2 separate regions of the Mus musculus genome follow, and region 1 is linked to region 2. A link is a contact called in ENCODE Hi-C or POLR2A ChIA-PET data. All regions are on one chromosome and are shown on one strand. The core of a region is the stretch at or near the end of the contact, and the rest is flanking DNA. Distances in the headings are between cores, read along the strand shown. Region 1 holds the start of Mtmr7 (myotubularin related protein 7). Region 2 overlaps Mtmr7 (myotubularin related protein 7).

What was found. Hi-C counts contacts between places; a loop is a spot of excess contacts on that map. ChIA-PET counts read pairs that join two places held with the same protein, here RNA polymerase II (POLR2A).
Region 1: a loop to region 2 is called in a map of left cerebral cortex, with 7 times the contacts of the local background. The contact joins the promoter of Mtmr7 here to the enhancer-like site in region 2. A Hi-C loop is called at or near these places in 5 of 37 maps with a recorded cell type or tissue (heart and left cerebral cortex). POLR2A ChIA-PET finds 5 or more read pairs at or near these places in 1 of 5 experiments (embryonic stem cell).

Annotation. Positions count from the first base shown.
Region 1 is chr8:40,629,650-40,636,652 of GRCm38, reverse strand. Mtmr7 (myotubularin related protein 7) reads left to right here and starts at 1,861. Exons shown (of 14, transcript NM_001040699.1): 1 at 1,861-1,955. The coding sequence starts at 1,932.
Region 2 is chr8:40,595,587-40,602,731 of GRCm38, reverse strand. Mtmr7 (myotubularin related protein 7) reads left to right here. Exons shown (of 14, transcript NM_001040699.1): 4 at 5,292-5,449. Among named protein-coding and RNA genes, the nearest start is that of Mtmr7, 36 kb to the left of the region's middle. Within about 2 kb of position 4,021, at least 1 of the 3 ENCODE cell types and tissues checked has a DNase peak (open chromatin) inside an H3K27ac peak, as active enhancers do; it is heart, where a contact is called at or near this core.

The DNA.
Region 1 (7,003 bases), core at 612-3,111, 36 kb before region 2:
GAGAGACTTCACCGGGTTACTGAGGACTAGACCTTATCACTGAATAACTTCTGTAACTGTGGGGTTAAAGGACAAGCTGAGAAAAAATCCTTAGGGAGTTATTAGATTAAGCCAAACTGCAGTTAGTAGAAACTTGTTTCTCTTTTATTATAATATTTCCATCATATTCTGTTAACTTATCCTAATAATTGGCTTATAATAGATTAATTTAACCTAGTGCTTATTTTACGAGTCTTTAAATAAGTACCATGATTTTTGAATCATCAACACTTTAGACTAATCTTGAATTGTTCAGACATCTCTCTTTACCTATGTATAGATGTTTTCAAATCTGTACTATAATATTTGTGTGTAAAAATTGCTGATCCAGTACACTATTTATCAGCCTACCAGAAGACAGAATACTGAAAACACATTATTCCAGGATGTCTGTCTGATTCAGAATATTCCCTCCAAACAGATGTAAGCTCATTATATCATAAAATTTAATTTGGAGATGAGGTCATATAGACAGGAAATGATGTTTTCAGTCTATAAATAAGGATACTGGAGCTGGTTTGAATCGAGACCAGAAAGTACTACTGACTAAAGCGGGACTTTCTTTGACTACCCCTGATGTTCTTTACAAAAGGGAAAATTACACTTTGACTTATTCTTGTCATTTACAAGTGATGTTTTATAGCTTGTTCCAATCTACCCTCTCGGGTGGTAGGAGTATGAATATGGTCCAAAACGTGCAAAGGGGATGTGACAATTTTAAAATGAATTCGACATTAATGAAAACATATTTTGAAGGTTGCAATATGCCGGTATTGAACAGGAGATTAAAAAAAAAAACAAAATCAAAAACAATGTGTAAGGTCAAAGAATTTACAACAATGTCATAAACAAGGGCCAGGAAAACAACGAAACAAATACTACTCCAAGAACTGTTCTATGAAACTTCAGTATGGCAGAGGGTGTTTTTAGTCTCTGGATTCCCTTGGTGCCTTAAAGGGACCTCATAGTGGATACTTTGTGTCTCTAGCTGTCGTTTAGTTACAGCTAGGAAAAGACAGCCGATATGTACCTAACACAGGATCTGGGGTTTTCACATCTCTATCAAGATTCCATCAGTGAAGTCACATGGTTATGTGAGATGTCTGACTTGACAGCAACCTTAGTACTAGGGCACAAACAACATTGGTATTACTCTCACTTTCACCCCAAAGACTCTGCTGACTGAGCCTGTGCCAGAATACATCCAGAACCCAGTAGACTATGCATACTGCATCAGGGTGCAGTCATTTTTTCCCCCTACCACATTCTGAAGTTCCACCTATCTTCGGATGCTCTGGAAGGCAGCCAATGAGGGTATAAAGCTTCACAGATTCATTCGCATCTCTCCAAGAAACCACACCCAACACAAGGCCCTCTTTGTGCCTTAGGAAACAGTGGTGCCACAGTATTACCGTTTTATGCTGCCTGACTCTCTTTGGGTTTTGATTTTTCTTTTTTTAAAAAAAGAAAATATGGGGGGTATCTTTATGTCTCTTTTACTGTTCCAAGCTGCTGGACCCAAATGATCTTCCTGCCTCAGCCTCCTGAGTGGCTGGGATTACAGGCAAGCGCCACCGCAGCCAGCTTGAAGATCCCCATCTGGAAAAATACCTAGTGACTTGGGCAGTGAGAGCCTCCACCAGAGAGAGGGAGCGGAAAGGAGAGCAAAGTCCAAGGGTGAGACCCGCAGGTGCGAGCAGGCGCAGAGCCGCGATCTCAGGCCCGCGCAGGCGCCCAGCACCACCGGCGCACCTGGAGGAGGAGCCAAGGCCGGGACCCGCCCACGCCCGCGGCCGCCGAAGCCCCCTCCCCGCCCTTCCCATTGCGCCGCACGCGCGCGCGCAGGTGCGTGAGGCCGCGCCCGCCGGGGACCCTGCAGACGCGGGCCCGCCATGGAGCACATCCGCACGCCCAAGGTTGGTGGCCCGGGCGGAGGAGGCAGAGAAGGAGGAGGGATGCTAAGCGCACGGGGCTGCCCGGCCGGGAGCTGGACCGCGAACGAGGGAGGAGCTGGCGGCGCCCTAGCATCTCCCAGAGCACTGCGAGGCCGGTCTTTCTCTTGCTAGCTCACAGGCCTAGCTGGCGCTAATCTCTTGTCCTTGGGGGTGAGGTGGTGCGCAGTGGACGCAGGGGTGGGCAGGAGGGAATGGACCCCATTTGTCTGTTGAGTAACAGGGTGCTGATAAACGGTTTTTCTTTAAATATTTTCATTTAAAGAAGGTGCTGGTAGCTCTGAGCAGTTGAAAAGGAAGCAAGCTCTTGAATAGCAGGTGCAAAGAAAGTGCGTTATAGACAGATGGTTTGAATGAACTTGGAAGCTTGTTGAAGCTAAGGATTGGACTCACCCGAAGCATCCTTTCCCATTTTGGAGCTGCTAGGGACCTGCAGCTGAGCCTAGGATACATATTTGCCATGACTGAATGATGGCGTATTCTTCTCTTTCCCGTTTGTTTGGCCCCTTGGGAAGAAGATGCTGCGTATAGATTTCACCCGTGAGTGTGTGTTAAAACACACCGGCGTTTGCCGCTCAACAGAAATGATTATTTCCAGATTATACAGTTAATTAAGACTGGAAGCCTTAGCCATAGTACCAAACCTTGCCACTCTTTGTTGCAATATAATTTAGAATTAAAATAATGATAGAGATTCTTGTCTGATTTTAAAAACCTCTGGGAAGGAAGACCTTTTTAAAAATCCCGTTGTTTCTCTCTTAGTTACCACCACACAGTCTTTTCAGAATCATCTTATATTTAAAATCTAGGTCCCAGACAGACTTGGACTAAAATTATATCCGAGTGCACAGAAGTCATGTGATCCCAGGGCTATTATCATTTCATGGGAACGTATATTTAATTACTTTGCTCCTTATCCAGCAAGAATTTATCCCTACATTCAGAGATGGTTGCCCATACCTCTTAGTAAAAGCCTCATTAATATTGTGTTCATGGAAGAATTAGTCTTCTAGCCTGCTGGAGACCGTCAGTTCCAGCGGTGAGTTTCAGTTGTGTTGACGTTGCCCCATGGAATGAAACTGTTACTTTACAATCAGGAAGTTGTAAACTTAGGAGACAGTGCCATAAACCACAAGATCCGTGGCTCAGGGCTCTCAGGTCTTAAGTGGTACTAAATAATTTATTCAAGAGTGATGAGTTTAACCCATGATTCTCTTTGTCTTTTGCCAAGGGCATTCCTCTTTCATGATGAAGGGGCCCTTTGTACAGGTGGTGTCTTATGTGGATGTCGGCAGCGGGGATGAGAGGGTATTTATCCTGGCACTGGATGGCATTGTCTTATTTGGTGTCAACTTGGGAGAGCGATATCACTTTCTGGACTTTACTCTGTTTCACCTCAGACAAAGCCATATCTCTATATTTTTTTGTTTTGTTTTGAGGCAGGGTTTCTCTGTATAGCCCTGGCTGTCCTGGAACTCACTCTGTAGACCAGGCTGGCCTCGAACTCAGAAATCCGCCTGCCTCTGCCTCCCAAGTGCTGGCATTAAAGGTGTGTGCCACCACTGCCCGGCAAAGCCATATATTTAAACCTGAATAACAGGAAGTATTTTTTTAAAATTGGTTTTCATCAATACCCTCTAGGCCATGTAGACATTTGTGTGTCTGGAAATGGGAAGACAATGGGTGGTTGGGATGGAGAGAGAAGTCACTGAAGTGTCTTTGAATTACATGGCCGTTAGCATTAGAATAATAAACAGTAACAACAAAACGTTGAGGTTACACATATTAGGCGGATGAGATTTGTTTATCTGTTTCATTCCACAAGCATTTAAGGGTCGTGTTCTGTGCAGTTTGTGAGATGCTTGGAGTACCACACATGCAGGAACTCATAGTCTGGATGGGGGTGCCAGTTGTGACATGGGATTATACAACTGAGACAGACATGAACAAGGTACAGTGGATATAAAGAGAGGAATTGATAGTGGGATAGTCATTACATGGCCCTGTGTATCTCTCTACCCACTGTGTCATGTGTGTATTTCCATGGGAAAATGAGAAAAGTCTTAGCATAGTTGACTGTTACCACTAAAGGAGTTGATGCTCAAGAGCACTTGAGACAGCTGTCACGTAATTCTGCAAATATCCATTAGAATAAATAGTTGCAACCTCAAAGAATCTGAAAACCGCAAGATTGGGCTGAAAATGAAATCCGTTGAGGCAAAATAACTTCCTTTTATCCTATGTTTTTAAGTCTTAAACTAATTTTTGCCATTCAGGAAGGTCCAGCCCAGAGCCATGGGCATGTGTGACTAAGGGTGGCTGTAAATGCAGCCCAACACAAAACAGTAAACTTAAAACAGTCTATGAGATCAAGCAAACACAGCTCGACCACAGGGTACCAGACTGCCCACACTGTCCATGATAACGTCATCTAGCTACATCAAAAGGTTGAATACGCTGGGCTTGGAAGATGGCTCCAGAGGATAAAGTGTTTGTTGCACAAGTATGAAGATGGGAGTTTGGATTCCCAGCGACCGCGTTGAAAGTTGGGCATGATGGCACACACCTGAATCCCCAGCACTGAGGGGTGGGTGGAAACAGGAGGATTGCCATTGCTCACTGGGCAGCCAGTCTAGTCAAGACAGTAAGCTCCAGGTTCAGTGAGAGACCCTGTCTCAAAAATTAGGTGGAGGGGCAGAGCAGTTTAAGGGGACATCCAGTGTTGAGCTCCAGCATCTAGGAGTGCATACAGTATACGCACGGTTTTTCAAACATTATTGGCTGTGTGCAAAGCGTACAGCTACCTGCAGAACATACATTGTCAACTGTGCAGTTGTTAGTGGTCATATTCATACGTACACTCCATGCTCAGTTTTATTCTCAGGGGAGCTGAGTGGGAAGTTTCCTTTTCTTTCTTGATTTCATAGTTTTATGTCTTAGGTTTGTATATGCAAAGTTTGCTTAACAGATCCACCGTTCGTTTGATGTACTATTTATCAGGATAGAAATGGGTTTGTTTGGAGGAAAATAAATGTATACATGTATGAGGTACTGTTGCTTTTACATTGACAGTATAAGTTATTGTAATAGCTGTCACAGCCTGTGTTCTGGAGTGCAGTTTAAGAAGATACATACATATGAATAATTAGGGCCCCGTACATAATATTTTCCCTCTGTGAGTGCCTGCATGTACACTTTACTGACGCTTTTCATAGAGCATATGTTAAATAGAATGTGTTTCAACCAGTGATCCCATGCAAGGAGAGAATACTCCAAGGACGAGATGTCTTGGATGGAAGTGAGGCCGTTCAGGATTTTCCCTTCACAGTGGAAATTAGGGTTTCTGCTTTGCTGTTGATCTTCTTTTCTGGCTGGTAACCCAGAAAACTCACCGGTGAGAAAATTTAGTCCCATTCGAAACTTAGCAAGTATTTGAGCTCAAGTATTACTTAGATCAAAAGGCTTCTGAGTTCCTTGAAACAGCTTGAAGTGTTGGTAGAATTTCACTTGTTTGTTTGGGGTTTGGCTGAGGATAATCTTCTGAAAGGCATTTCCTCCACATTTGTAAATTTGTTATTAATGGAATATGTGATCATCTCTAATGCAGACCTTCAAGTGTTTACTTTAAGTGTAACTCCCGCTCCTTAGCCTGAGCCCTTACTGCAGAGTCTCCTCATTTTCTGTTTTCTTCTTTCCTGGGTAATTCTATTATGACATATGGTCACACTTTACTTGCGTTAATTCTCTTAGAGCAGCAACCAAATACCTGGCAAAAGCAACTTAAGGCGGGAAGGGTTTATTGGCTCACAGTTTAAGGGCTTACAGTCCATCATGGAGGAGGGGCCATGATGGTGGAAAGGCTTGGTTTTTGGTGCGCCCCAGAAGGCAGAGAAAGGGAAATGTTATTGCTTAGTGACTAACCTTCTTTTCCCTTTTCTATCAGTCTGGAACCTCACCCTTGGGGTCCCACATTCAGTGTGAGTTTTTCCTCTTTGGTTAAACCTCCTCATGGACACACCCTGAACTGTGCCTTCTTAATGTCCTAGATTGTTTTGTTTTTGTTTTGTTTTTAAATCCAATTAGTTGAAGTCAACCATCCTACTTAACTCTGCCAGTGTTTTTTTTTTTTTTTTGAGCAAATTTTCTCTGAACCTAGTAGATACAAAACAAGAATCCCCAGGGGATTCTGGGGCTTTGTTCGGCTGGCTTGTCCCACTTACCCGGCTTTATTCAGTGACCATTTCCTGACCAGGGCCATGGCCTTGATAGGCTTATCAAGTGTGCCAGGTTCTCTTGTGTCCCAGGATTTGTGCAGTCATCCCATCTCAGGAAGAGTGGGGGAACTGCACACTCTAATTTATTTTCTTTGCCAGGCTAGGTTTCTTTCTCACAGTCCCAGTTCCCAATTACATGTGATCTCAGAGAGGCTGTCACCCATGTCCTTTGTCTGAATTAGACCTGCCTGTTGTAGTTTTTAATGGAGCCATTTTGTTGTTCTTTTATGTTCCTCGCTGTGATTACTGCATTCATTTGAATGGTAGTTGTTGAATGCTAAGCTTCCTGTCTTAACTGGGAGTCTCAGAAGAAGGTGGATGTAATCACTCCTGCATTCATGGCACCTCAACAGTGCTTGCTACCAAGCAAGCATGCACTAAATAAATAATAATTGCAAGAATGAATAGTATTCTTTATTTTAGTACTTCATATTTTAGACTAGGCATTAGGAATTCAGGTTTCATACGCATTGTACCTAATAGCTTGATTGTATTGTGAGTCCTCTTAAATTATATATATATATATAAAAATGTGTATATATATATATACATACACACACATACACAGACACACGTATATATATAGTGATTATATATTTATATTCATCATAGTGATTTCATTTACATTTAATATGATAAAATGTAAATAACAAAGCCACTTATATCAAATATGCAATCTAGTGGTTTTAGTGTGTGTTGAGCGTTGTGCAAGTATTGTCCTTATCCAGTTTATGAACA
Region 2 (7,145 bases), core at 2,772-5,271:
GAATTGTCCCTTTGCTTTTCTGGATAGAAAAAATGCTTGTCTGCCTTTGTTAAGATAATTACATTGCCTTAGTAGGTAGTATACCAGAAGGTATTAATACAGTTTGTAACTTTCTGTACAGGCAAGCTTTAAAATTAAAGGTACATCTTAGATTACTCCCATAGACCGGAAGCTTGGTTTTGTTTTGTTTTTCATTGTTGTTGTTTTGTTTTGCTTCTGCTTTCAGAGTGCCCTCCTAGTCAGGACACCTTAGGATGAGGTCCTTGTCACTGCAGCAGAAGTTGTTTTGTTGGGTGTGGTGGCAGGGACTTGTAGATGTGGAAAGTCTGAGGAGCACTTACTAGGTCTACAGTGAATCAGCTGAGGGAGTTGGCCTTGCTGAACAGGCCAATATTTTTCTCTCTGTTCAAAGTTGAGGGTTTCTATGTGACGGAAAGCTTCTCTACAACAGAGAGACTAGTTCACGGACTGAGAGAGAGCACATGTATCAAGAGGCTGTACTTGTGAGACACACATCCGATAAGGGATAATATATCCAAATCCTATAAGGAACTTAAACTCTGTGTGAAAAACGTCATAATCCAGGTTAGAATTATAAGGGACCTGGAGTGAAAATTCTGGAATTTTTGTTTCTTTAAAAAACAACTATGTTTGCATTTTAATCTCAGGTGTGGGAATATGGGGCTGCTTCCCAGCAATTGACTATGATTTGCCTCCTGCTCTAGCAGAGGCATGCTTTTGCCAGCTGTGGCTAGTTTCTGTGATTGTGTGAAGTTTGTTAGTAGTCAAGCTCAAAGAAGAAATTAGATTCGGATCTCCCTCCCTCCCGCCTCCCTTGCTCCCCTTTCTCCCGTCTCTCCCTCCCCTCTCCTCCTCCCTTCCCTTTCTCCTTTTATCTCCCTTCCTTCTCTCTCCCGTCCCTCCCTCTCTTTCTTTCTTTCCTATCTAATGATAGGGGATGAAACAGGGAGGGGAGCATAAAGGGTTGGAAAAAAGAAGAACCCAAAAGACCAACAGGACCTAACTGGACACTTCTAAATGGAAGATCTGAGTGGGAAGCAAGTGAGAACTCAGCATCACTAATCACTAGGGAGATAAATCAAAAGATGGCCTAGTTGGCCATCACTGGAAAGATAGGCCCTTTGGACACACAAACTTTATATGCCCCAGTACAGGGGAACGCCAGGGCCAAAAAAATGGGAATGGGTGGGTAGGGAAGTGGGGGGGAGGGTATGGGGGACTTTTGGGATAGCATTGGAAATGTAATTGAGGGAAATACGTAATAAAAAAAACACCAAAGCATATAAAAATAAATGAATCTTTAAAAAAATAAATAATAAAAAAAAACCACATTGAGATACCACCTGACATCTATTAGAGTGGCAAGTGTGTAAAAGAAAGGAAACTCTGAGATCAGAAAGGAGATACAGAAAAGAGAAGTCTTGTATACTGTGGGACTATAAATGCTTGTCGCCAATATCGAAAACATTGTGAACACTCCTAAAAACTAAACATAGAGCTACCATCAGATTCACCTGACAGATTTGAAATCATTATGTTGAAGAGGTGTCTCCTTCCATGTTCAGTGTAGCAGCATCCACAGTGGCACGGTTATTAGCCTGTGTGCTCATCAGCTGATGAATGGGTAAACAAAACGTTCAGTGTCCACATGTGTCCGTTACTTTTCTATTGCTCTGATTAAAATATCAGCAAAGACAGCTTATAGAAAGAAGTGTTTGTTTGGGTTTGGGGTTGCAGAGGGTTGGAATCCAGAAGACAGCTCACACTGGAAACTGAGAGCTCACATCTTCAACCACACCCAAAAAGCGGGGAGAACAAATTAGTAGTGGGGTAAAACTATAAAACTCCCAAAGCCCTCCCCAGTAATGTGCGTCCTCCAGCAAAGCTCCACGTCCCATAGATTCTGTCTCCTCAACAGCACCAACAAGTGACTGAGCACTTAAACACATGAGCCTCTGTGAGGCGCTCCACATTCTGATTCCCGCAGGACAGGATGGATAATCTTGAGCTCTGAAGAAGGCAAACATTCTCTCATTTGTGAAAGTGTGGATGCAAATAGAGAACTGTGTGTGAAATCAAGTAAGCTAAAGGAAGACCATAGGGCATATCTGCGTAGGTTTGGAGTTTAAAACTGGTGGGCCCATAGACGTGGGTAAAAGGACGGTGGCCATGCAAGGGAAGTGGAGGGAGTAGAAAGGTCTTATCCAAGAGTCCAAAGCCCCAGGTAGGAAGAATAAGACAGATTCTCTTTGTTTTTGTTTTTTTCTTTTTTTGATTACATAGCATGACAAGCCTAGCTATTAATGAGTATCATACATTTCAGCACTGTTACGACTTCATACATCTCATCACAAAGCTGTTTATTATGTCCAAGTAAATTACCTTGATTTAATCCTTCCATTTTGTATTAAAAATCCTGACGGGACTTGCAGGGTGACTCAGTGGTTCAAACTGCTTGCTATGCAAGATTGAACACCTGAGTTTGGTTCCCCTGATCCTCCTGAGGGTTGTTGTCAGACCACCGTGCCTGTGCCAGGACCCACACAACACACGTACACTCATGCACATGCACACATACACACACACACACACACTACACACACTACACACATGCACACATACACTCACACACACGCTCACACATATATACACACACTCGAATATACTACTCACACACACGCACATGCACACATAACACACACACTCATGCATACACATATATACATACACTAACATACACTCACATACACGCTCACACTCATACATATATACACACACTCACATACACTACACGTACATGCACACATAACACACACACACTCATACACACATATATACATACACTCACATACACACATATACTACACACACATACACACACAGAAATAATAATAATCTCAACACCACACTGATCCTCATAAGTAAATACCTATAATTTGTCATTATAAAAATTAAAGACTATATCTGTAAACAATAGCCCTAGGCATTTTTAGTCCAATTTTTAAAAAAAAAAATCTTCCTTCCCTGGTGACTATTAAAATTTTTGTCTGATTTTATGATAAGCAGTGGAGTAGGAAGCATAGTTATGAAATGGGAACCAGTCTGTGAAATTTACATCTGTGCTGGGGTACGCACATTACGTAATCCCCGATGTACAGCGTGGGCAGTTCTTCTGAATAGGAGACTTACGCACAGTACGTTAGCAAGATGCAGGTTTGGTCAACAACGATGTGGAGGCTTTCTTGCCCTCATGGAATTTTAAATTGGGCCTGAGAGTTTGTTTAAGCATCCCTTTCTGTAAAAATGCCCCACAGAAAAGAAAACATTTTATAATTTCCGTGTGAACCTAGGCTAATGTCTTCCAGCTCCAGGGTGATGGCCCCGCTCACAGCTCTTGGTCTTGTGCAGTTTTGATGTTCAGCATCAGCACACATACAGAGAGCTGTCAGTCATGCCAAGTTTTTCTCTTCCTACCTTCAACCCATTTGTAAACGTTTAACAAAGGGAGCTTAACTTCCATTATTACCACCAGGGAGCTGAAGTTGTCTCAAGAGATCCATTTGGCATCTCTGACAAATTGCATCTGCTAACTGCATTATGGCAGCAGAAGTCTGTGTCATAAAAATGGTTCTCAGTAATGGAAAAGATGGGTCAGAGTTGAACAGCTGTTCCCAGAACTGGACCGCAGTCATCTCTGCTGTTCCCCAGTAGCTCATAGGACAGGTCTCGTCTGTGAGTGAGTGTGCACCTTTCTCATCTGATCCACAGCCTGTTCTGTTTTAAAGTTTAAAAGTGACATCAAGAACACTCAAGTGGAGTGAGGTCTGTCTAGTTGGGCCTCTTATGGGTCAGGCGAAAACAATTGGGTCCTTAAAAACGCCCCTATCTTTCTTCAGAACATGACGGTGCCTTTCTTCTTTCGTGTGGGTGAGTCATCTTAACAGCAGTCAAAACAAGCTTGCAGCTGAGTTTTCCTTGGCTCCTTGTTGGTGGCCAGATCCTGTGTAGGGCCTGCAGGAGCCTTAAATTGTCTGCACAGAGGGCTGTCAGCAAGCTGAGCACTGAGGACCTGGGAAAACGGAGGCACATGGTGGAAGGAGGGAGACAGGAAGTTTAGGTGGAGGAGGGGAAATAGGGAAGAACTGAGCGCTGCTGTGTGGGTGCGTGGGGCACCATGATGCTGAGTGTGACCCAGCTCTGTGACCCTGAGTGAGCGCCGCTCCCCAGCCTCCTTTGCTGTACTTTTCCCATCTTTGAAGCGAGGATTAGCATTGGTGTCCTGCTAGGGTGGATTGGTCTGTTAGAACAAAATCTAGAATAAAAACAAGGCCTCTTCCTCTTCTTCTTCCTCCTCTTCCTCCTCCTCAAGAGTTAAGACTTGCACTTTCAATACAGTAGCCACTGGCCACAGAACTGTCCCTGAGCTGTAGTAATACAACTACATGTGGAGTCCCAAAAGCCAGAACAAAATGTGTATTCTGTACTATATTTTGTACTATATACACGTTAAAGTAACCATATTAGCTATAGTGGATTAAAATACTACTAAATTAATTTCAGTTTCCTTTTAATTTTTAATGTGGAAACAGGAAGTTTTGTAATGATGGTGTGGGCGACATGATATTTCTGTCGGGCAGTGTGCTGAATTGTATACTTCCCTTATAAGGCAAGGCCAGAGCAAAAAGAGCCAAGTGCTAGGTTTTACTGGGAAAAGGGAAACCGTGAGGCTGGCAATGCTGCTGAAGGAAGGCTTTCCTGGTCCATCCCTCAGTTCCGGCTCCAGGCACAGGCTGCTGCTGTGCATTATAAACTGGTTTTATTAATTACGCCTATAAATAACTTAAGAGCAATACAATTATATGTAGTTGTTAAAAATAGACTTTTTAATGGAAACATGTGAAAAAATCCATACCTTTTGTAGCTATTTTGTTTCTGCTTTCTTAATATTGTAAGCATCTCTTAGAACCCATTCCAAATCCAGACACGATAGATGTCTGATGAATCCCTACATTCTTAATTATTTTTATGCTCCATACTTTATGTATTTTAGAAACTGCCAACAAGGAGACACTGTGTTTTCCATGGGGAAGGAGGCTTCCTCCGAGTTGCATGCAGATGCCTCCAGACCTTCTTGTCATTGCCGGGTGCCCTTGTCCCCATGCTGGGGTGGGAGGCTGATGGTGAACTCCAGCTGGGACAGAATGGTTTTGGGGCAAATGGGTTCTGGCTTTGACCTGGCTTGACTTGGCTGTCCTCTCTTTCTCTTGCAGTGAAGTACGAGGAGCTATACTGCTTTTCCTTCAACCCCAAGCTGGATAAGGAAGAACGGGAGCAGGGCTGGTTGCTGGTTGACCTTAGTGAAGAATACAAGCGAATGGGCCTCCCTGATAATTATTGGCAGCTCAGCGATGTGAATAGAGACTACAGAGTGAGTGGCGCCATTTTAGTGGAGTACAAACACTTAACTTCTCATGAGGTTACCAAGTCAGTTAGCATGGGATAGCCTTTATCTCTTCTAGATTTTGTAGCTCTTTGTAGATGGAGTCTGACTTGTCCCCATTTCTTTCACTGTGCTGGTCCCTGCCCCCTCCAGGACTGGGGACTGAGCCCAGGCTCTTATGCCACATGAGTAATCTGTCACTGTAGCTATGTCCCCAGCCCATTCTGCCCTTCTCTTCCAACTGCACCTAGAATGAATCCCTCAAGACCGTCCCTCCATACTCCTCCTCTTAAGGGGTGAGCATTTGTGAACTCCGAACCGCCCAGTGCAGACTTTGTGGCCAACAGTTGATGAGAGAGCTGGCTGGGACCTCATTCTCCCATCACATCTTTTTATAGCACAGGGGACGATTAGTGTGGAAATCCGAGGGACCCTGATGGCAGTTTGGCACCAGCCTCTTGATATGCTCACTGTATTCTCAATTGGTACATAAGGTCACCAAGAGGCTCCCTAGAGGGATGTGAAAAAAAAAATGTGCCTGTCCTCCCAGGAAGGAGTGCCAAGTGAGCCTCTTGTTCTCTCCAGTGAGGAGTTCACAAGTCACAATTAATTCCTCGTGCTCCAGGGACTTAGCCAGAACAGGGAGATGGAGACTGGGGGTGGCGGGGAGAGATGGTAATTCTTCCAGTTTAACCCTGGAGTGTGTTTGTGGGTGTGTATGCTGAGGCTCAAGCCCGGGGTTCTGTGCCTGTCATGCCAATGGCAGACCACTGAGATGTGCTCCAAGCCCACTCTTCTGTCTTATCTTCCTTCCTTCCTTCACAGTTACATACTTTGACAGCCTCTCTTCTTATTTAAACAGTGCCCATGTTTAGTGGCCATTCGTAGTGACATTGAGTCTCCTCTTCACATTCCTGTTTCTTTGTTTCACAAGATTGTCTCGGTGTATATTTATAGATACTGTTATTGCTCATGTAGCTATTATGAATACATCCCAGCATGTTTTCTGACCTTCAGAACTTTTGATTTATGATTTGTTTTGGTTTTTTTTTTTTTGAGATAGTCTCAGGTAGTTCTGGCTGAACTCAAACTCAGAGTTTAAGGATGGCTTTCAACTCCTGGTCCTCCTGCCCCTTCATGTAAAGTGCTAGGGCATAGCGCGTGCTTCCATACCTGACTTAGGGGCGCTGGACATTGAACCCAGAACTTCTTACATGCCAGGGGAACACTCTGCCCTCCGAGCTACATCCCAGTTCTAATCATTTATTTTAATCATGATTTCTGCTTTTATATGTTGCTAATCGTCTAAATTTGACACTGTGTAAGAGCTACAGCTAACATCTTTACTAATTATGATTGTTATAGTTTGATACTAAACCTTGCCCCAAAGTCAGGTGGGTTTTCACTATTATCCAGAGTATCTCAGAGATACAGGTTATTTGAGATACAGTTGGTTCCTTATGATAATAAAACTTCCTTGTTATTATGCATAAACTCAATTACAATACCTAACATAATCTTCATGAAGTGCTGGGTTAGTATCATTAGCCTGATTGCCCTCTTGCTAAAGTCAACTTTTGCACCAAGTGTTTTAGCCGAAAGATGAGAGAGTGAAGGGGAATCTGACTTTTATAAAGGAAGTCGGATGTCTTTGTTTCTCAACTATTCAGCTGTCCTTGAACAA